Linked DNA regions of Mus musculus: region 1 is linked to region 2. A link is a loop called in an ENCODE intact Hi-C map of the cell type or tissue named here. Cell type or tissue: heart. All regions are shown on one strand. Each heading gives the region's core, and the rest is flanking DNA. Links, peaks and the distances in the headings are about the cores only.

Evidence for each region. A loop is a pair of places that touch in the nucleus more often than their neighbours do. Peaks named below come from ENCODE experiments on the same cell type or tissue, not always from the same donor. Only the 100,000 strongest peaks of a DNase experiment are listed, where the experiment ranks them.
Region 1: it touches region 2 in a loop (7-fold over the local background); 16 of 42 quality-filtered maps call a loop at or near these places.

The regions. Positions count from the first base shown.
Region 1 is chr3:89,211,965-89,221,663 of GRCm38, reverse strand. It overlaps Mtx1 (metaxin 1), which reads left to right and starts at 7,757. Exons shown (of 8, transcript NM_013604.3): 1 at 7,757-7,851; 2 at 8,718-8,787; 3 at 8,902-8,981. The coding sequence starts at 7,771. Thbs3 (thrombospondin 3) reads right to left here and starts at 6,484. Exons shown (of 23, transcript NM_013691.3): 1 at 6,340-6,484; 2 at 4,777-4,983; 3 at 3,723-3,979; 4 at 3,534-3,636; 5 at 2,781-2,807; 6 at 2,535-2,617; 7 at 2,400-2,451; 8 at 2,127-2,275; 9 at 1,669-1,809; 10 at 1,435-1,512; 11 at 554-706; 12 at 220-330; 13 at 30-137. The coding sequence starts at 6,418. In heart, for the core only: no CTCF peak of the experiment used is centred there; DNase peaks (open chromatin) are centred at 5,643, 6,453, 7,303 and 7,633; H3K4me3 peaks cover 3,615 bases; H3K27ac peaks cover 3,896 bases.
Region 2 is chr3:89,085,094-89,094,792 of GRCm38, reverse strand. Rusc1 (RUN and SH3 domain containing 1) reads left to right here and starts at 1,430. Exons shown (of 11, transcript NM_028188.2): 1 at 1,430-1,526; 2 at 2,232-3,655; 3 at 3,887-4,297; 4 at 5,026-5,124; 5 at 5,232-5,308; 6 at 5,442-5,616; 7 at 5,688-5,793; 8 at 5,947-5,993; 9 at 6,525-7,074; 10 at 7,898-8,020. The coding sequence starts at 2,320. Fdps (farnesyl diphosphate synthetase) reads left to right here. Exons shown (of 10, transcript NM_134469.4): 8 at 264-341; 9 at 428-562; 10 at 950-1,205. The coding sequence ends at 1,150. In heart, for the core only: CTCF peaks have their summits at 3,954 (motif pointing left) and 7,131 (motif pointing left); DNase peaks (open chromatin) are centred at 1,422, 3,812, 4,752, 6,852 and 3 weaker places; H3K4me3 peaks cover 5,768 bases; H3K27ac peaks cover 3,655 bases; H3K27me3 peaks cover 3,104 bases.

The DNA.
Region 1 (9,699 bases), core at 1,130-9,129, 130 kb before region 2:
TTCTAACTGTGGAGAGCCCCACCCCGTACCTCCACATTCTTGATACCATCCCCGTCAGCATCGTCATCACACTGGTCCCCGACACCATCGTTATCAGCATCTTCTTGCCCAGAGTTGGGTGTCAAAAGGCAATTGTCCTGAGGTTCAAGAGGAAGGGCATGGGTGAGTTCTGGGGAGCCATCCTGCCCTTCACTGCTCCCCCACAGCCTCTGGTCTCACCTGCTTGCAGTGCTTGTTGTTATCCATGCAGGGAAGAGCCTGGTCCGGATAGCCGTCTATATCTGTGTCAGGCCCACACACGTTCCCATTCCCTGCCCAGCCCACGTTACACTAGGCAAAAACATATGGTCAGCGTTAGCCATTGGGCCTTGCATCCCTGTGCCCTGCCCCATTACTCTCCCTGCTCTGGGCTCTGTTCCCCACATTAATAAGCCTCCAGCCTGTGCTTACCTCTTTCCCATGAAGGCACTGAGGTCAGTCCCTACATTTTCACCAGCTTTATACATTTCTCCAGAGCCCTCCTTTTTTCCTCCTCATCTTAAATCTAGGTTACCTGGCATGACACAGCGCCATTGCGTTCAAAGAGACAGTGGGCGTGGATGTGGCAGGGGCTGTGGGCAGGGCTGTGGCAGGTCCTTGCTGGAACGCAGCCCTGGCTCTGGTTCCCCAGGAAACCCAGGCGGCAGGGACCACATTTGAAAGACCCCTAAGAGTAGAGAGGTGGGGGCTGGAGAGATGGCTCAGAGGTTAAGAGCACTGACTACTTTTCCAGAGGTCCTGAGTTCAATTCCCAGCAACCACATGGTGGCTCACAGCCATCTGTAATGAGATCTGACGCCCTCTTCTGGTGTGTCTGAACACAGTGACTATGTACTCATATAAATAAATAAAATCTTTAAAAAAAAAAAAAAAAAAAAGAGTAGAGAGGTGGAGTTAAGAAAGGATGAGCCTGGACGAGTCTCGTTCTACCTGTGGAACCTCAGGCAGCCACCCAGAACTACACCTGCTGTATCTATCTCCTTTAGGTTCTCAGCACAGACTTTTTTTTTTAATTTTATGTGCATTAGTGTTTTGCCTGCATGTATATCTGTGTGAGGCTGTCAGATATTGGAATTACAGTGTGAGATGCCATGTGGGTACTGGGAATTGAACCCAGGTCCTTTGGAAGAGCAGTCAGTGTTCTTAACGACTAAGCCATCTCTCCAGCCCCAGGACAACTTTCTTTAAAGGCAGATAATAGCCCCATTTTTCTAATGAGGAAACTGAGGCTCAAAATGATGAAATAACTTGCTAAAGGTCACAACTGTAAAAGGCAGAATCAACCTGGCCATCTTGCATGGTGCCCAAGGGGGACAGGAAGAAGGAGGAAATTTGAAGAGGGAGTGACACGGTTTCCTTTCCCCAGTCAGAGGCAGAGCAGGGCATTCAACTCACCACCGTGTTGGTGCAGATGGAATTTGGGTCACAGCCTCCGTTGTTACCATCATTACATTCATCAATGTCATTGCAGACCTAAAAGGGCAGGGTGGAGGGGGATCTCACAGATACAGAAGTCACTACTGACAGGGCCCATGGGTGAGCACTGGCATGTTTAGACCCAAAGCCAGAGCTGGTGTAGGGGAGTCTCATCTCATTTTTCACAAATCCATACAGACTTTACCATCTGACCTGTTTGCTGGCTCGAGCATAGTCGATGCCCACACCAGACACTCGGGTGCCCTTGTACCCTGGAGGACAGGCCTCGCAGTGGAAGCCAGGCATGGTGTTGATGCAGCTGGACCCCGGGAAACAGGGGTCAGCGTGAGCACACTGGGGACCAAATGAGAAGGCAGACGTCAGGCATTTTCCTGGGGAAGTGAGCAGCTGTGTGTGATCCTAAGAGCATCACTCCTGGTCCCTGGGCAGCTCTCTCAGCCCAACCTCACAGTGCTCCGTTTCCCCTGGCTGGCCATCTCAAACTTCCCTACCTCTCCCCCAGCTCCTTCACCGCATAGCCCTCTAGTCTACCCTTTATCTTTTTCCTCCTTCCTGTGCTTTCTGGTCTCTGAGCTCTCCTGAATTCCTCTGCTTCTGAACAACTTTCACCCATTTTTTTTTGTACCCTCGAGAGCCCCGCCATCACTCACCTCGTTGATGTCATCACAGTGGGTGCCATTGCCCTGCAGGCCAGGTGGGCAGGGCCCACAGCGATAGCCCGGGTACTCATACACTTCCATACAGTCCACGCCTCGGAAGCAGGGGCTGGGGCTGCAGTGTGAACGCTGCTCGTGGAAACCTGGGAGGTAGACACGGTCAGAGCCACCCTCGAGGGTCACTCTTCGGATGGCTAGGAAGGAAAAGCTGAAGCCACACGGTGGGGAGCATAGCAGTGCTCTCTGGGGCCCTCCTCTCCCACTCACCGCACACCTGACACTCCATGATGGTGTTCCGGATGAGTGACATTTCCTTCACCTGACGAGTGAGGAGAAGTCATCTCTCTGCCACTGTCGTCACACCCCACCCCAGAATCGCATCCTTGGCCTGCCCACTCAAACCTGGTCTCGGATGTCGTCCCGAAGCTCCACTAGGATCTGGTTGAAGAGGGTGAGCTGGGTGACCAATGCCTTGGTCTGCTCCCCTGTCAAGGACCAGGGGATGGAGAGACTTAGAATCGGGGAGCCACTCTGGGCCCTCTTTGCACTGTAAGTCAGCTCTTGTCCCCGAAGCCCACACCACACCTTAGACCCCACCCATGACAGAGGACCACCCTTGCCTCCACTGCCTCTTCATAACTGACTCACCTAGAATGGATTGCAGTGCGCTGGTCACTAGAGGAGAAGTGAGAGCAGTCAGTGGGAGATACTAAGGAAGTGGGAAGGAAGGGGGTCTAGAAGAGGGACAGCCCTGGACCCTCAAGAAAGATGAAGCAGTGCAGAGTGTCATGACAGAGGCAATCCACTACACAGCCTTGCACACGGTAGGCAAGCACTCTTCACATAGCCCCTTACTCGGTCACAGCCACCCCTTCCATCAGGCTAAAGGCCCTCTGGGCATTGCCTTATAGGAAGCCAGAAAAATTTCAAGTCTTCATTCCCAGGCATAGTAGTTCCAGGAGGACTCCAAATGAGAGGCAACCCAAAGTAGGTCCAGGCCCCCAGTACATTCCATTTCAAACCCTTCCCCCAAGCTGCCCCTTCAAGAACCCTTTCAAGTCTCTGGGAGAAGTGGGTGTTTGCTTAGGTAAGAGTCTCTAAGCATCCTTGTCACAGACCAGGATGAGAGTCCTTGGCTAAAGGTGCCACTCAATTGTAGGTGACAGTTGCCAAGAGCAACTACAAAAATCTTGAGACTAAGCCATTACCTTACTCCTTAACCCTAGAGTTCCCCGGAGTTACAGCCCTGCTGGATGATCTTATTTTTCTGATCTACACCTCCTACACATGAGTCAAGGATAAAAGACTTGGAGTTGGGGGGAGGGGGGCGGTTGAAAGCTTCAGGAATGGTCAAGCTAAAGGAAAGTGTTAACTGGGGAGGAGGTCAGAAGGATCTGTTACCTGCATTGTGAATGGAGTCGTCTCCTTGGAATGGACATTCACTCAGGGCTCCTACCCGAGCCATGGATCCACCCAGAATAATTTTCATCGATTCCACAAAGCCCTAGGGGTCAGCAGGGAGGCAGGCAGATCGAGCAGCTCCTCTTGGTGCTACAAACCATGTTCCCCAAACCAGAGGTTCCTTCTCACCTGCATCCTCAGATAAGCCTTTTGTCCAGTTCTAATCTCCAGTCCACTGACCTCTGCTGGAGGGATCGGGGCCAGTGCTGGAAGGCCAGCATGTTGGTCACCCAGTTTACAGTCCACATACAGCTGCAGGCCAGGGCTGGGTCGAGAAGGTCCTCGGAGTCGCAGGAGAGCCGTGTGTGTGCGCCCATCAGCCAGGCCTGCTTGCTGTAGGTTCACTGCATGGACTTTGCCATCTTCCCGCTGGTACCGCACCAGCACTGCCCAGGATTGGAGGTCAGTATGTGCACTAGCCCCACCCCATGTTCCAACTGACTTCCATCATCTCTTCTATATACCAATATGCCACCCCATGGCTGTCTGTCTCTTTGTTTTTTTTGAGACAGGTTTATCTGTGTAGCTCTGAGTATACTGGAACTCACTCTGAGGAACAAGCTGGCCTCAGACTCAGAGATCTGCCTGCCACTGCCTCCATCTGCCTGGAATTAAAGGCGTGTGGCATGACAGCTCAGAGAGAAACTACAAATTAGGTTAATTCCTAATGTGTAACTCTCAACACCTTGTATGTAACAGGTGCACAATAAATGCTTTTCAGCCAGGCGTTGATGTGACAAGCACTCACAGGACCAGGCATGTGGATCTCTGAGTTGCAGGCTGGAGCTACATGGAGAAACCCTATCTTGAAAAGTAAATAAATGTATAAACAATGAAAGTAGTAAATGAATGCTTTTCAAATTGGCCTTAGATGACCTTATTCTCCATGTCTAGGAGACTATCCTTTCCCAAGGTGGCAACTAGATCTGTACCCACTGAACTTTAGCAAAGATCTGAGTGGTACAGTCATTGCTGGGACACAGAGCTGTCTCACCCTCCCTGAGCATCCCAGCCTACAACCTGCCATCCATCCCTATAAATACCAGCCTGACCCAACTGTTTGAGTTCCTCCATACCAGTAGCCCTAGTAGAGGTCATGGAGAATAAAGAGGCACCTGGGAGAGGGCATGAGGGAGACTGCTCAAGGGGTCATTGATGCTGGAAAGGGGTGCCCACCAGTCACCTTTGTTGATCTTGCCCACAACAGAGGCCTCCAGCCATCGTGTGTTGTCTTGGCGAGAGTAGAGGCCAAAGAGGACACCACCTTGCTTTGGAGGGAGGCGGAAAGTGGACAAGAGGTAGATATCCCCAGCAGTGAGTAAAGCTGTCCGAATCTTCTCTGCCACAGCTACCATCTGCCTGGATTCGCCCACTGTCAGCAGGTCAATTACTGGCCAGATAGGGATTTAAAAATTAGAGGAAGTGGTTGGAGTCTGAGGTAGGCCTGCCCTCTCTCCTGAGCTCTCAGAGGTGAGGCATCCCTTTTTTTTATGTTTGTTTTTTTTTTTTTTTTTTTTTTTTTTTTTTTTTTTTTTGAGACAAGGATTTTCTGTAGCCCTGGCTGTCCTGGAACACACTCTGTAGACCAGGCTGGCCTCGAACTCAGAAATCCGCCTGCCTCTGCCTCCTGAGTGCTGGGATTAAAGGCGTGCCCCACCACGCCCGGCTGAGGCATCCCTAATTATCATCTTCCTACCTCTGAACTGCATCCTCAAAACTCAAACTCTTTAGGGATGCTGGTACATGCCTGTAGCCTCAGGCTGAGAGGACTGCCTCAAGCAATCAGGCAGCCTCCGCTACTTTAGACCAGGCTACAAGACCCTATCTCTAAAAACAAAACCATTGGCCCTTTTTTTGTTATCAAGGCAATGCTTCCCTCCCAGCACCTTCTATTGCTTCCAAAGCCTTGGGAACCTATAGGCTTAGAGCCCACTTACAAATACCAAAGCCACTCGCAAACTTCCTATGTCCCACCAGGTGGCGCAAGGGAGACATTGCTGACTAGAGTCTGGAGTGGCACCTGGTGCCCACAACTCAGGAACCAGGAGTACCATCTCTCCATTGCTGGGTTTAGCACACTCCAAACCCTGGGGCCGGTCCTCCCATCCCAGGGGCTCATCACACACATCTTACAGCCGTCCACAAAGCGCTCTGACCCTCCCATCGCTGTTTAGTCTTTCCCCCCTGGGAATGTAGGACCCAGCCAGCATCTCTTCCTCCTGTGTCCTGGCCAATCTGTGGTTTCCCTTCCAGCCAGTAAAGAATCTTTGCTTGTGTCATCTGCTCCTACCACCTCTCCTACACCACCCATGGGCCATCCCCCCACCAGACCTCCGGGAGAGTTCAAGCTGCCCAATCCCCACCCCCGCCCTATCTTTTAGAAACCAAGAGCCAGAGTAAAGGGGGGGGGAACCAAGCCCAGGGTCCCCCACCGTGCAGTCACCATCAATCAAGCTGCTTGCCCAGACTATCCTGTTGATGCTCTGAGACTAACTCTGTCGTGGAGTCCTCCTGGATCCATCCTGGTCTCAGTGCCTGACACTGCACCAATCTGCACTCACCCACCACTCTGGTGCCCACCCCTCCTACATTATCACCAACCCTTCACTCTTCGCAGTGTTAACTTTTCTCTCCAACCCATTTCAGGACTCTTCCCTCTCTCTCAAACTCACATGTGGTCTGTTATTTGCCTGGGGGCAAAAGAAAGGAGACAAAGAGGTGTCAAGGGGGATGAATGCAGGCTTACCCTGAAGGTCCTGACTGCCACACGTGTAAGAGCAGAGGAGGAGGAGAGCCAGGACACCCCAAAGTTCCGGCTTCTCCATGCCGCTTAGCCGGTTCACTACCCCTGGCAGGCAAGGCGACTGGGAGGGAAAAAGACTAGGCGGAGAGCAGGAGCAGGAGGGGGGCGGAGGGACTGAGGAGCGAGCTGGGGGGTTGGGGGGGAGCAGGCGGGTAGGGGGGGGGGTTGAAACAAAGAGCTGCCAATCACCTTGGAGGCATCACCGGCTCCCGAAACCAGAGGCACTGGGAAAGAGTCCCAGAGCTTTCCTTGCCTCCTGCTCCACCATAATGATTTTCCTCAAAGATGCTTCCCTTTAGCCTGACATCTGGTTCTTGGGAGCTTTCAACTTAACAGCGCTACCAAATGCTACTGTTCTCTGCAAGCAGTGGTTGGAAAAGTCAGAATCCCCTGCCTTGGGCAATTCTAGGTTCTAGGCATTATTTCACGGTTGGCGGAAATGGATGTCAGTGGACCATCCTTTGCTACAGTGCCTAGAAGACTACGTACGACACGAGGCTTATTGATGTGGCACAGCAAAAAAAAAAAAAATTTTTTTATTACGGTGTGTTGCGTCCCTGACATGTGCCCATTCCTCCATTTCCCCTCACTCTTGGGAAAATAGAAATCTGGAAGCACCGACGAGAACTTGATGGCTTTCTAAGACATCAGAAAGGGGAAAGCATCACCAGAGGCTAGAGCCATAAACTAGAAGACAGGAGCGAGGATGGGACTGGGGAACACTGGATACCGCGGGATGGCCCTGTCCGGGGTGAACCCGAGGGGAGCTGGGGACCGACCAGGAGTTCCCGTTACGAAGGCAACTGCCCGCGAGCCGCACCTCCCCTTCCCCCACTCAGGCCCCAGCCGGGCCTCAGCTCGGGCGCCGCCACCGCCCCTGTTTTGTTTCCATGGCGACAGGCAGCGCGAGGCCCTCTCCAAACATAACGCGCAGTGGAAAACATGCGGCTCGGGGGACCCCCCCGCGGCGTCCGCTCAGGGCTGAGACCTGAGAGGGCCCGGGGTTGTCGGGGCCATGTGCAGTTTGGCAAGTGCCCCCAGAGACCGACAAGCCGCACCAGATGCCCCTCTCCCAAGCCCTCCGTGTCGCCGGCGGTTCGTGGCTACGCTCGGCAGAGGCGCCGCGAAAGTCCCAAGCGCGTCTGGACGGCGGCCCTGCTCCCTTACGGGGGCCGCCTCAGGACGAGCCCGCGGCGCTCCCCAGAAGGCCGATGCCCCACCTCTCACAGCCCCGCCGCGGCTCAGGCCGCCAAGAGCCACGCCTCCCCAGACCCCAAAGCCCCGGCGGCCAGGGAGGCGGGGACCAGGGGCGGTTCCTGGCGAGAGAAGGCCGACGCATACGAGAAGGTGCTTCCGGGTCAGAGAGCGTACAAGATGGCGGCGCCCATGGAGCTGTTCTGCTGGTCAGGGGGCTGGGGATTGCCGTCGGTGGACCTGGATAGTCTGGCCGTGCTGGTGAGGGCTCATGCACCTGTCCTCTGATCTCTGGAGAGCCGGAGTGGGTGCTCGAGCTTTGCCGAGAACCGAGACGCATGCGTCTTGAGAGAAACTGAGGCAGTCGAAGGCCGATGTGGGCTCCGCGCCTTACGTCCGGATTTCCTAGGATCGATTTGTGTAGCAGTGGAAGTAGGCTTGGTCAGGGCTTCAGAAGATGGGTTTAGACCTTGCCTATCCATTTATTGGCTGGGTGACCTTGGGATAACCCCTTCTGGACGATCTCTTCTTTTTCCGCTATGAATCCATTGAATCTCGTTTTCGTAGACCAGACAGCCCCACAGCCAGACTGTGTAGGAAGACCTTTAGAACTAGGCAGACTTGCTTCTCTTCATTCAACGTCTTCGGGATTGCAAAAAACATTTATTATGCCTCTTAGAGTAAAAAACATTCCCTTGCAATACGATTTTGACCCTTGTATTGAAATTGTTAACAGAAAGGCAAACATGTAAGCAAATAATGAAACGATCACGTGTATTGATGTAAAGTAGAAACAGAATACAGAGACTGTCAAAGTAAATCAGTACTTCCAGGAAGAGGGAAGTTAATTAGGAAAAGCTTTTGTGAATAGGCTTTACAGTGTAGATGGCATAAGGGTAGAAATCTTTTCCTAATGTTTAATCTTGGAAATGGACATATAAACATGTCCATGAACTGTCTGGTCTAGTTTGCCCATTTGTAAATAGGAATGACACCCTCTTTCCGCCTCTCCTTTTGGTATAAAAGTATAGACCATAGAACATAATTTACTGAGTCACGGATTCTTTTCTTGGTTTCTTTATGAAGCCATACCCTGGCCTCTCTACCGTCTGCTTCCTTCCCTGCAGACCTATACCAGATTTACAGGCGCCCCACTGAAGATACACAAGACCAGCAATCCTTGGCAGAGCCCTTCAGGTATCCCTGAGGGACAGGAATGTGCCAGGGGAGGAGCAGGGGACAGGAATGCAATGCAAATGAGTATGACTAGGCAAGCTGGACCCTGTGAGTATACTTCTTTCTCAATATCAGGAACTCTGCCTGCTCTTCGAACCAGTGATGGGAAAGTCATTACAGTGCCACACAAGATCATCACCCATCTTCGTAAAGAGGTAGGTGACTTGAGTGGGGGCTGACAATGGAGGAAATCCAGTCCGTGAAGTGTAACTTATTTATTGGCCACCAGACACAGGCCAGGCAAGAGCAGTGTGATCCAGAGCAGGGAGGAGCAGCATGGGGGATGCAGTGTGACTGTGACAAGCAGTTGGCCAGATAGTGAACTTAAGGGGCTGTGGGGTGGGATAAGCGGAGAAATCAAATGGGCAGGGAGGAAGAGAAATACACAGGCTGATGACACATGGAAAATAAAGAAGAGTAGAGAACAGCAGTTGGTTTCCGGGTAGACCTGAAAGGAATTTCTAATATAAACCGTCATGGTGGTACACGCATATAATCCCAGCACTTGGTAGAAGTGGGATGATCAGAAATTTAAAATCATCTTTGGCTACATAGTGTGTTTGGGGCCAGCCTGGAAGACATAAGAACCCCTCTCAAAAAAGAAAAAAGTCACTGGGCAGTGGTGGCACACATCTTTAATCTGAACACCTAGAAGGCAGAGGCAGGCAGATCTCTGTAGTTGAAAGTCAGCCTGCTCTATAGAGTGAGTTCCAGGCCAGAACTGTCAAAGAAAGGAGTAAAAGTCGGGGGAGAGAGAGAGAGAGAAAAAAACCACAAAGATTTCTAAGGACTATTTCTCTTCTCAAGTGCTAAGTTATGCTAGATACAGGACTCAGGATGGACAAAGCTTCGTGCCAGGTTTGGATGATTAAG
Region 2 (9,699 bases), core at 806-8,805:
CGGTGTGACCTCGGGCAAGCCCTCTGTCCCTCTGATACTGGAAAGTGGGCAGAGTTGAGGCCTGTGGATGGTACATCTGGCGGGGGGCGGAGGGGGGGCGGCAGAGCGAAATTGAGGCTGAGGCAGGAGACTAGGTGTGGAGGTGGTTTATGGGTCAGGTCTTCGTTTCATTTTGTAAGAAGTTGAAGTTGAAAGTGGAACCGTAATGGCTGCAGCTCCCAGGGGAAGATGTGTGGTCATGCTGCCTACCCTGTCTCCTACAGGCAGGCATTGATGGGGAGAAGGAACACGCCAATGCCCTGAAGATCCTGATGGAGATGGGCGAGTTCTTCCAGGTCCAGGTAGGCAGGTCCTGCAGCCCAGAGTGCATATTTTCTCTTTCCCGGCCTGGGGACCTCCTCATCTCTCCTTTATGCCTGCTGCCTAGGACGACTACCTTGATCTCTTTGGAGACCCCAGTGTGACGGGAAAGGTCGGCACTGACATCCAGGACAACAAATGCAGCTGGCTGGTGGTTCAGTGTCTGCTACGAGCCTCTCCTCAACAGCGCCAGATCTTAGAGGTGCTCGAGTGGGGCCTGGGAGTGGCATGTCCCTTTGCTAAGGGGATGGAGGAGGGGTGGTTAGGAAAGCAGGGTGATTTTGCTGTCCAGGAGACATTGGGCAACTAAGTGCAGTTTGATGTTTGTGCTGAAGGTGGCTAGCAGGCAGAACCGGGAAGGTTTTGGATAGTGCCAGACAACGCATGCTGCCCAATAACTCAGCCGTGTCAAGGCTGGGAAACCCTAGAGGAAGTAGAATCCAGAGCCAATACCTGAACTTTGGGCTCGGGAGGCAATGCTTGGTATCTTGGATCCCCAGAGAGGAGAGTTTTGCCAGTGTCTGGAGTGAATGAATGAGTTGTGAGGGCCTTTGGACCCAGCCAAGTAAAGCTGTTTTCGTGCTTCCAGGAGAATTATGGGCAGAAGGACCCAGAAAAAGTGGCTCGGGTGAAAGCACTGTATGAGGCGCTGGATCTGCAGTCTGCTTTCTTCAAGTATGAGGAAGACAGTTACAACCGCCTCAAGAGTCTCATAGAGCAGTGCTCTGCGCCCCTGCCCCCATCCATCTTCATGGAACTTGCAAACAAGATCTACAAACGGAGAAAGTGACCCCGGAATTGGAGAGGCTGGGAGGGAGGGGGTCTCAATAAATTATTGTTCAACATCCTGTGGTTTTATTCTTGTGGCAGTCAGGAGTTCAGCTTTATCCAGAATGCAGGGGTGGGAGAGGGCAGCTTGGAATCCAGGTTGGCAAAAGCATTCCTTGAGACCCAAAGCGTCTGCTTTGTAGATGGGTGACATAGGCACAACGTCAAGTGTTGCGTGGGGGTTGAGGGGCGGTCCTGAGCTATGCCACGCCCATGCGTGAAGGGGTGCGGCTGCGCAGCCACAGTGGGTTTTGCCGGTGCCCCTCCCCTCCGCTCTGTTCCCTGCTGGGCGGGGACGCAGACGAGCCCAAGGCCGGAGCGATTCCAGGAGGACTGCGGTGAGGAGGGCTCGGTCTGAGGGTGCGGATGGATGGATGGATAGATGCATGGATGGATGGATGGATTGATAGCACAGGAGAGGAGCAGTTAAAAGAATAAAGAAACGGGCGATGGCTGGGTGATGGGAGACGACACAGAGTGAATGGACAAATCTTGGCGTTGCGGTGGGTGAGGACACAGGAGGAAGGCTAGAGCTGAACAGGGACTGGGACAGATGCAGAGCTGACAGCAGAATGCTTCCCCTTGCTCCAGCCCAGACCCCTCTCCTGCGTTAACAAACCAAACCCTTCGTCTTGTTCCCCACCATCCACCTCACTAGAGCATCCGGGCGGGGTCCCCTTCCTCCCAGGGTTAGGCTGGAGGACAGAGCTTGATTAGGAAGAATCGGTGTATTCTGGGCCCTATTCTTTTTCAAGCATCGCACCCCCATATTCTGGGCCCCACTCTTTTTTCAAGCTTCGCAGCCCCACAAAGATCAGAGTACAACTGCATTCTCTGATGACCCTCCTTTCTCCGTTCCCTGGAGGTTATGTTCAGCTCCACCTGCAAATACTGCAGTGGGAACTAATGGCCTGTCCGTGGTGATTTGAATCTCATTTAAATATCTCCCAAAGCAGCCAGATCCTTCCCAGGCCTGTTCTAGTCCTCAGTCACCTCCAGTGCCCTTACCCGTGATCTAGGTTTCAACCACCCCTGTTTTCTAGGTCTGCATCTACACTGTCAGGTAGGTGGATGTGAGACGCTGGATCCTCTTGGTTCTCTGAAAGCCATACGTCGTCCTCCCTCGGCACCATGCTGTCCCCTCAGCGGGCTTTACTCTGCAACCTCAATCACATCCATCTCCAGCATGTCTCCCTAGGCCTGCACTTGTCCCGCCGTCCTGAACTACGAGAGGGGCCTCTGAGCACACCCCCGCCCCCGGGAGACACCGGGGGCAAGGAAAGCAGGGGGCCCTGCAGCGGGACCCTTGTGGATGCCAACTCCAACAGTCCAGCTGTGCCCTGTAGATGCTGCCAGGAGCACGGGTCCAGCATAGAAAATCAGCAGGACCCTTCCCAGGAGGAAGAGGCTGTTTCCCCTTCAGATCCAGGATGCTCTTCCTCTCTCAGCTCCTGCTCAGACCTTAGCCCTGATGAGTCTCCAGTGTCAGTCTACTCGCGAGACCTGCCTGGTAATGAGGATGCAAACCCTCAGCCTAGCACCTTGGAGCTGGGCTCTCCTCTGGCTCCAGCGGGCCCTAGCACCTGCTCTCCAGACAGTTTCTGTTGCTCTCCTGATTCTTGCTCTGGAATATCTTCTCCACCTGGACCTGACCTGGACTCGAACTGCAACGCCCTGACCACCTGCCAGGACCTACCTTCCCCAGGCTTGGAGGAAGAGGAAGACAGTGGGGAACAGGATCTTGCTACCTCTGAGCTCTCAGAGACCGAAGATGGGAGAATCGACGCAGGGAAAGCAGAGCCCAGTTGGAAAATTAACCCCATTTGGAAAATTGACACAGAGAAAACTGAAGCTGGGTGGAAAACCATCGAGGACAGTGACTCTGGTCGGAAAACAGACGAAAATACAAACTCGAGCTTAAAAACGGAATCTGGGAAATTGGCTTCTTGTTTGAACACCAATTCTGGTTCGAAAATAGATGCAGGGAAAACTGATGGGGGATGGAGAGGTGACGTCAGCCAGGAGCCGGTGCCCCATCGGACAATCACGTCCTTCCATGAGCTGGCCCAGAAGCGCAAGCGGGGTCCAGGGCTGCCCCTTGTGCCGCAGGCCAAGAAAGATCGCAGCGACTGGCTCATAGTCTTCTCGCCCGACACTGAGCTCCCGCCGACTGGGTCCTTGGGAGGTTCTTTGGCACCTCCCCGAGAAGTCACCACCTTCAAGGAACTCCGGTCGAGAAGCCGAGCCCAGCCTCCGCCAGTCCCGCCCCGGGACCCCCCGGCTGGGTGGGCTTTGGTCCCGCCTCGACCGCCTCCCCCACCCGTCCCTCCGCGGAGGAAGAAAAATCGACTTGGGCTGCAGCCTATTGCAGAGGGGCTGTCGGAGGAGGGCAGGGCGGCCAGCCCCCGGGCTGGTGAGGAGGCATCCGCCTCGCAGGAGCCGGAGGAACCGCGCGCGCACGCCGTGGGTAAGAAGCGCGGACCCGCAGGAGGGCGGGTCCTGAGCCCGCCCCTGGTCCCCTCCTTCTGCAGTGTCCTTCCCGCCCCATCTCCAGGGCGCGCTCTGGGAAAGGGAAACTGGGTGGATCTTGGAGTGAAGGGACTAACTCTTTGCTCCTCTCTTTCCCGCCCCTCCTTGCCTGGCTGCCGGCCGCACTGCCCTCCCCCTCTGCACCTGGCCCCGCCAATCCCGCCTGCAGCCGGTCCCTCGCTATTCCCTCGGCCCCCGGTTTTCCGGTTCTCGGCCGACGGGCGCCCCCTGTTGGAGGGTGGGGGCGCGGGCGCACCCGGGTCCCTGCTCTTTACGCCTCTGACCGGGTGGTCCAATTCCCGGCTCCGGCTGCTGGGGGCAGCGAGTCCCCCGGAGGAGCAGCTCCTGCCTGTGCGCCTATCCCCAGTGGGAGCTTATTCTCCTCCCACTCGGGGGGCCTTGCCTTGCCTGGCCAGCCCCGAACTGGCACTGCTGCTATCCCCGCTCTTTCCCAGAAGTAGCACCTTCCCCGCCGCGGCGCCCCTACCCCGCCAGGTTCCCGCCCCCCCGCTGCCAACACCACCGTGTCCGCCGACCGCCCCTCGCTGGACCAGAAGGCCACCACCTCCGCCCAGGCAACGTAAGACGGACCCGGGCCAGCCCCGCGGGCCGCGCCTCGGCTCGCTGTCCTTCCAGTACTGGGCCAACCTTTATCTGGGGGTGCCTGGCTAGGTGCAGGCTCCTAGCGGGCTCATTAGTCCCGGGGAGCCTGGCCTTGCTGGGGGTGAGGAGCGTGACTGCTCCCCTCGCTGCACAGCGGGCTCCACCTGGTCTGCCCAGCTTAAGAGGTCCATTGTTAGGGACCTGGAGTCACACCCTCTGTGGAATTCCTCCGCTAGGGAAGTTCTTGGCCTCGGTGGTTTGGACCTATTGTCCCCTCCCAGGAGATTCTAGCCACATCCCCTCCATTAGCCCCGCCGCAAGTAGGGTGAAGCTAGAGCCTAGCATTGACAAGGTGCAAGGTGACTACGTGGGTTCTCCAAGACTCCCCACCCTTTCCCGTCTGTCTGTCTTTTCATTGGTCGAGGCTCCCACGTGCTCGGTGTGGGTGCAGCCCTCGGTTTCCTCGCCCAGTCATCTTCCTTCTTAAAGGCCCAGCTAGCTGGTCGGTGTGGCTCCCCGACTAACCAGAGAGGAAGGGCAATGGGAACTGAGGTGGGGGCGGCGAGGGCCGGGGTTTGCTCTACGCCCTAAGTGGCTATGTTCTTTCTTTCCCCCTGACTCTCAAACTATGAAACCAAGGGAGCCGACGTCCTCTGTGTAACCCTTGGCAAATAAGCGTCATCGCGTCCTTCTTCTGTCACTTAGTGCGCAGTTCCTGGTCGTTTGCCGGTGTTCCCGGGGCTCAGCGGCTGTGGATGGCAGAAGCCCAGAGTGGGACTGGCCAGCTGCAGGAGCAGAAGAAAGGTAGTTACCCTTCCCGCCTTCTGAATGAGCCTTGGTTTATAGCTATCCACCCCAAACCCCGGTTGAAACCAGGGGCTTTGATGTGTCTTCCTTCCATCTCCACCCAGGTCTCCTGATAGCTGTCAGCGCTTCAGTGGACAAAATCATCTCGCATTTTGGGGCTGCTAGGAACTTGGTTCAGAAGGTGAGTTGGTTTGAGGGAGGATGTTGGAAGATTTAATGTAGTGAGGGGGAAGTGGAAAGACTCCGGAACACTTGGCTAGCCACGCCTCTGGACCCTCTTGCTTTGCACTTTGCACATTACGCGCTGTTCCCAGGCTCAATTGGGGGATAGCCGACTGAGCCCAGATGTGGGGCATCTGGTATTGACCACCCTCTGCCCGGCCCTCCATGCTTTGGTGGCTGATGGGCTGAAGCCATTCCGGAAGGACCTCATCACTGGACAGCGGAGGAGCAGCCCTTGGAGTGTGGTGGAGGCATCTGTGAAACCAGGTGAGCCACAAGGGAGTGGGATCCGACGGGAGCAGGGCCCGGACCTGGCTGACCCTTGCCCCCATCCTCAGGTTCCTGCACACATTCGATGGGATCTCTGTACAGCCAGGTCAGCCGACTGGCCCCTCTGAGTAGCAGCCGCAGCCGCTTCCACGCCTTCATCCTGGGCCTCCTCAAGTGAGTGTGGCCCTTCCCCCACTGCTCTGCTGACTTCGGAAGCACCAGCATATCATGGCTAGGACACAGTAGTGGAAGCTGTTTCTAGAGACCTCCCCTCGCCCTCATTCTCCACCTCTTCCCTGAATTTACCACCTCTCCTCTCTCCTCCAGCACCAAACAGTTGGAACTGTGGTTTTCCAGCCTCCAGGAGGATGCAGGTCAGAAGCTGGGACGGGAGGGCATGGTACTGCGGGGCAAGGAGAGGACAGGCTTTCTGTGAGGTCAGAATACACATCTAGGGGAAGAGTATGAGAAGAGACTCAGCCCAGGCTCTGTAGCCCTTCATATTTTTCCACTTGAGGTCTTCCTTGCCTTGGGGCCATCTCTTATTCCCTACACCTGGAATAGGTCCCTTCCCCTTCTTGCTTCCTCATAGCTTTCAATTCTCCTGTGGGTCTCTTCCTCAGCAAGAGTCCAGCTCTACCCTGAAAGGCAGGTCCCCACCCCTGTGTGTGTTCCCAGGCCTTTCCCTTTCTAGCCTATACAATGTCTCAGTTAACAGCACTAACTGGACAAGTCTCCCTCCGGAGGCAATGGTTCCACACGGGCAGAGAGATAACTGTCAGTCCTGTAGCCCAACTCCTCTGGCCTCCGTTGGGTACCCAGAGTGAGAGGTCTGAAAGATGTTTGCGGACACTGGAATTGGTGCAGGAGCTGGTCCGGGGCTGATGTTGGCTGCTCTTTTCCAGGCCTACTGTCCCTCTTGTATCTGCCCACCGGATTCTTCTCCCTGGCTCGTGGTAGCTGTCCATCCCTGGCTACAGAGCTGCTGCTTCTGCTGCAGCCACTGTCGGTGCTCACCTTCCACCTGGACCTGCTCTTTGAGCACCACCACCACCTACCCGTGGGCCTGCAGCAGGCTCCTGCCCCTTCATGCCCCCCTCCCGCCCTCCAGCAGACTATGCAGGCTGTGCTGCACTGGGGGGAACGTTTGGCTCAGAGTCTCCGAGGGACTTCAGGGGAGAGCACTACAGACTCTTCAACCCCTTCAGCACGCCCTCCAGCAGGCAGTTGGTGGGATCAGCTGACCCAGGCTTCTCGGGTCTATGCCTCTGGAGGCACTGAGGGCTTCCCTCTTCTCCGGTGGGGACCCAGGCGTCATGGAACTACAGCTGAGGCGGCACAGGAGGCACCTCCGCCCACGGAACAAACCACACCAGGCAGAAGCGTGTGGTTGGGGCGGCTATTTGGTGTGCCTGGGTGCCCCTCAGAAACTGAGAGTGGCGCCTTCAAGTCTAGGTATGTACACACGTGCGTTTTGTCCCTTTTCTGACCTTCCGGTATCATCAGCGCCCCCCAGTGGCCAGTCATTCAGGATCCTTTCAATAATAGGCAGGCGGTTGGTTTTTGTAGCCATGGGCTTTAATGGTTACATTCACAAATGATTACATTTTAGTGGCTACATGCAGTTCCTGATTTCAAGCTGAGTGGTGGTGGTGACGCCTTTTAATTTTTTTTTTTTTTGACCGAACATCACATTGGCTGCTTCTGAAACATACCAGGAACAGACCTTCATAGAGGAACAGTCCCTCTCTCTAGAAAGCTACTACCCCAACCACCCATTCAGCTAACTCCTTCACTTCCTTACAGTTCGACCTTGATTTAAGAATGAGGTCTTCTCTAGCCAGGCGGTGGAGGCACACGCCTTTAATCCTATTGAAGGCAGAGGCCGGCAGATGTCTGAGTATGAAGCCAGCCTGGTCTATAGAGTGAGTTCCAAGACAGCCAAGGCTACACAGAGAAACCCTGCCTTGAAAAACAAAAAACCAAACCAAACCAAAGTTCTTGATTTCACAGCTTGGCTTTTAGAGCTGAAAATATTTATCTCACTCTTTAGAAGAAGAAAAAAAAGATATCTCTGACCCCCGTGGAGCCTCCTCAGTGACGTCTGGGGACTTTGGCTCTGACTCCACACCTATGTAGACCCTGATGGATCAATCCATAGACCTTATAGCTGCCACTCTGCCCTCGGCTCTGATGTTCCCCTGTGTGCCACTTGGAGGATTCTTGGGTCCTTCTTCTGGGGTGGTTTGGCTTTGGTGACCTGCATTCTTCCCTCTAGGAGACCATCCAGCTGGTTGCCCCCAACAGTAAGTGTGCTGGCTCTGGTGAAGAGGGGGACACCTCCTGAGACTCCTCCTGAGGCGCTTGTGAGCTCACCAGGCAGCGTGGTGCAGGCTGACAGGTAAGGGCTGGGAGAAGCTCTTGGGTGTTGTCTCCATAGTGTGGGCAGGAGGCAGTGGGAAAGGCTTGGTTTCTTCCCTGCCCGTCACGGCTGGGGCACTAATTTCTTTGACCCTTAGCTTCTTTCTCTGGAAAAGAAGACGCTGGTTGTGGTTGCAGTTGGGAGCCTGACACAGCAGGGTCTTGAGTTCTGGGCCAGTTGTGGCTGCTGCACAAATGTGGTGCACAGGACATGTATGCAGGCAAAACACAGTGCACATAAAAAATAAGCACATGAAAAACTTTTTAAAAATGTATTTATTTACTTTATGTATGTAAGTACACTGTTGCTCTCTTCAGACACACCAGATGAGAGAGCATCAGATCCCATTACAGATGGTTGTGAGCCACCATGTGGTTGCTGGGATTTGAACTCAGGACCTCCAGAAGAACAGTCGGTGCTCTTAACCACTGAGCCATCTCTCCAGCCCCCAAAATCTGTTTTTTTTTGAGACAGAGTTTCATTATGTAGACCACGATGGCTTTAACTCATAGAAATTCATCTGCATTGCTAAAGAAATATTATGCAGTCAGATTTATTTATTTATTTATTTATTTATTTATTTACTTGAGACAAGGTTTTCTTGTATAGCTTTGGCTGTCCTGGTACTTGCTTTGTAGACCAGGCTTGAACTCAGAGAGATCTGCCTACCTTTGCTGGGACTAAAAATGTGTGGTACCAAACTCTGGTTTCTTTTTTATACAGGGTTTGTTTATGTAGCCTAAAGTGGCCTTCAATTCAGTATGTCTCATACACAGTATGTGCTGGTGTTAATGGTGTGCACTACCATGCCTGCTTAGACTTCTATTTTAAGGCTCTGTTTCTTCTGGGTATTTTCAGTCCATTTGAAAAAAGCTTTTTTTTTTTAAAGATTTATTATTATAATTAAGTACACTGTAGCTGTCTTCAGACACAGCAGAAGAAGGCGTCAGATCTCATTACAGGTGGTTGTGAGCCACCATGTGGTTGCTGGGATTTAAACTCAGGACCTTCAGTAGAGCAGTCAGTGCTCTTACCTGCTGAGCCAATCTCTACATTCCCCCTGAATTGAGCTTTTTAAATTATTTGTATTTATTTGGGAGGCAGGGTCATACTATGTAGCTTAGGTTGCTGGAACGTGGAGACCTGAGTGCTGGCATTACTGGTATGTGCTGTCACACCTCACCTGAATTAAGTTTTGGACAGTCATCTACTCAGGCACTTCTTTGTGCCAGGCATTATGCCAAGGACAGAACAAATATGACCCCATTTTGTTCGTACCCCACTTTTAAGAAGCACATAGTCCACTGGAGATGAGGGTGGCTGGCACGTCAGACAAGCCTGGCCACACATAGTGGTATGTCTGTAGCCTGGCTAGGAGCAGACAAGGGAGCTGCAAGCCTTTGGAACCCCTGGGATCCGTGGCTTGGGGCTCAGGTGTTTTCAGTATTGGTTCTGGCATGTGTCTGGTAGGGAAAGTGGAAGTCACAGTGAGGGGGACTTAAGTGTGGAGAGTGGAACTGTGGCACCTGAAGGATGGATCAGCCAGTCAGCCAGCCAAGGACCCAGCATGTCATTCTGAGGCAGTGACAACGCTTGAAGGGGCTAGAGTCTGAGGATGGGACACTTCGTTATGCTTCAGGAAGATCTGTGACTGGCAA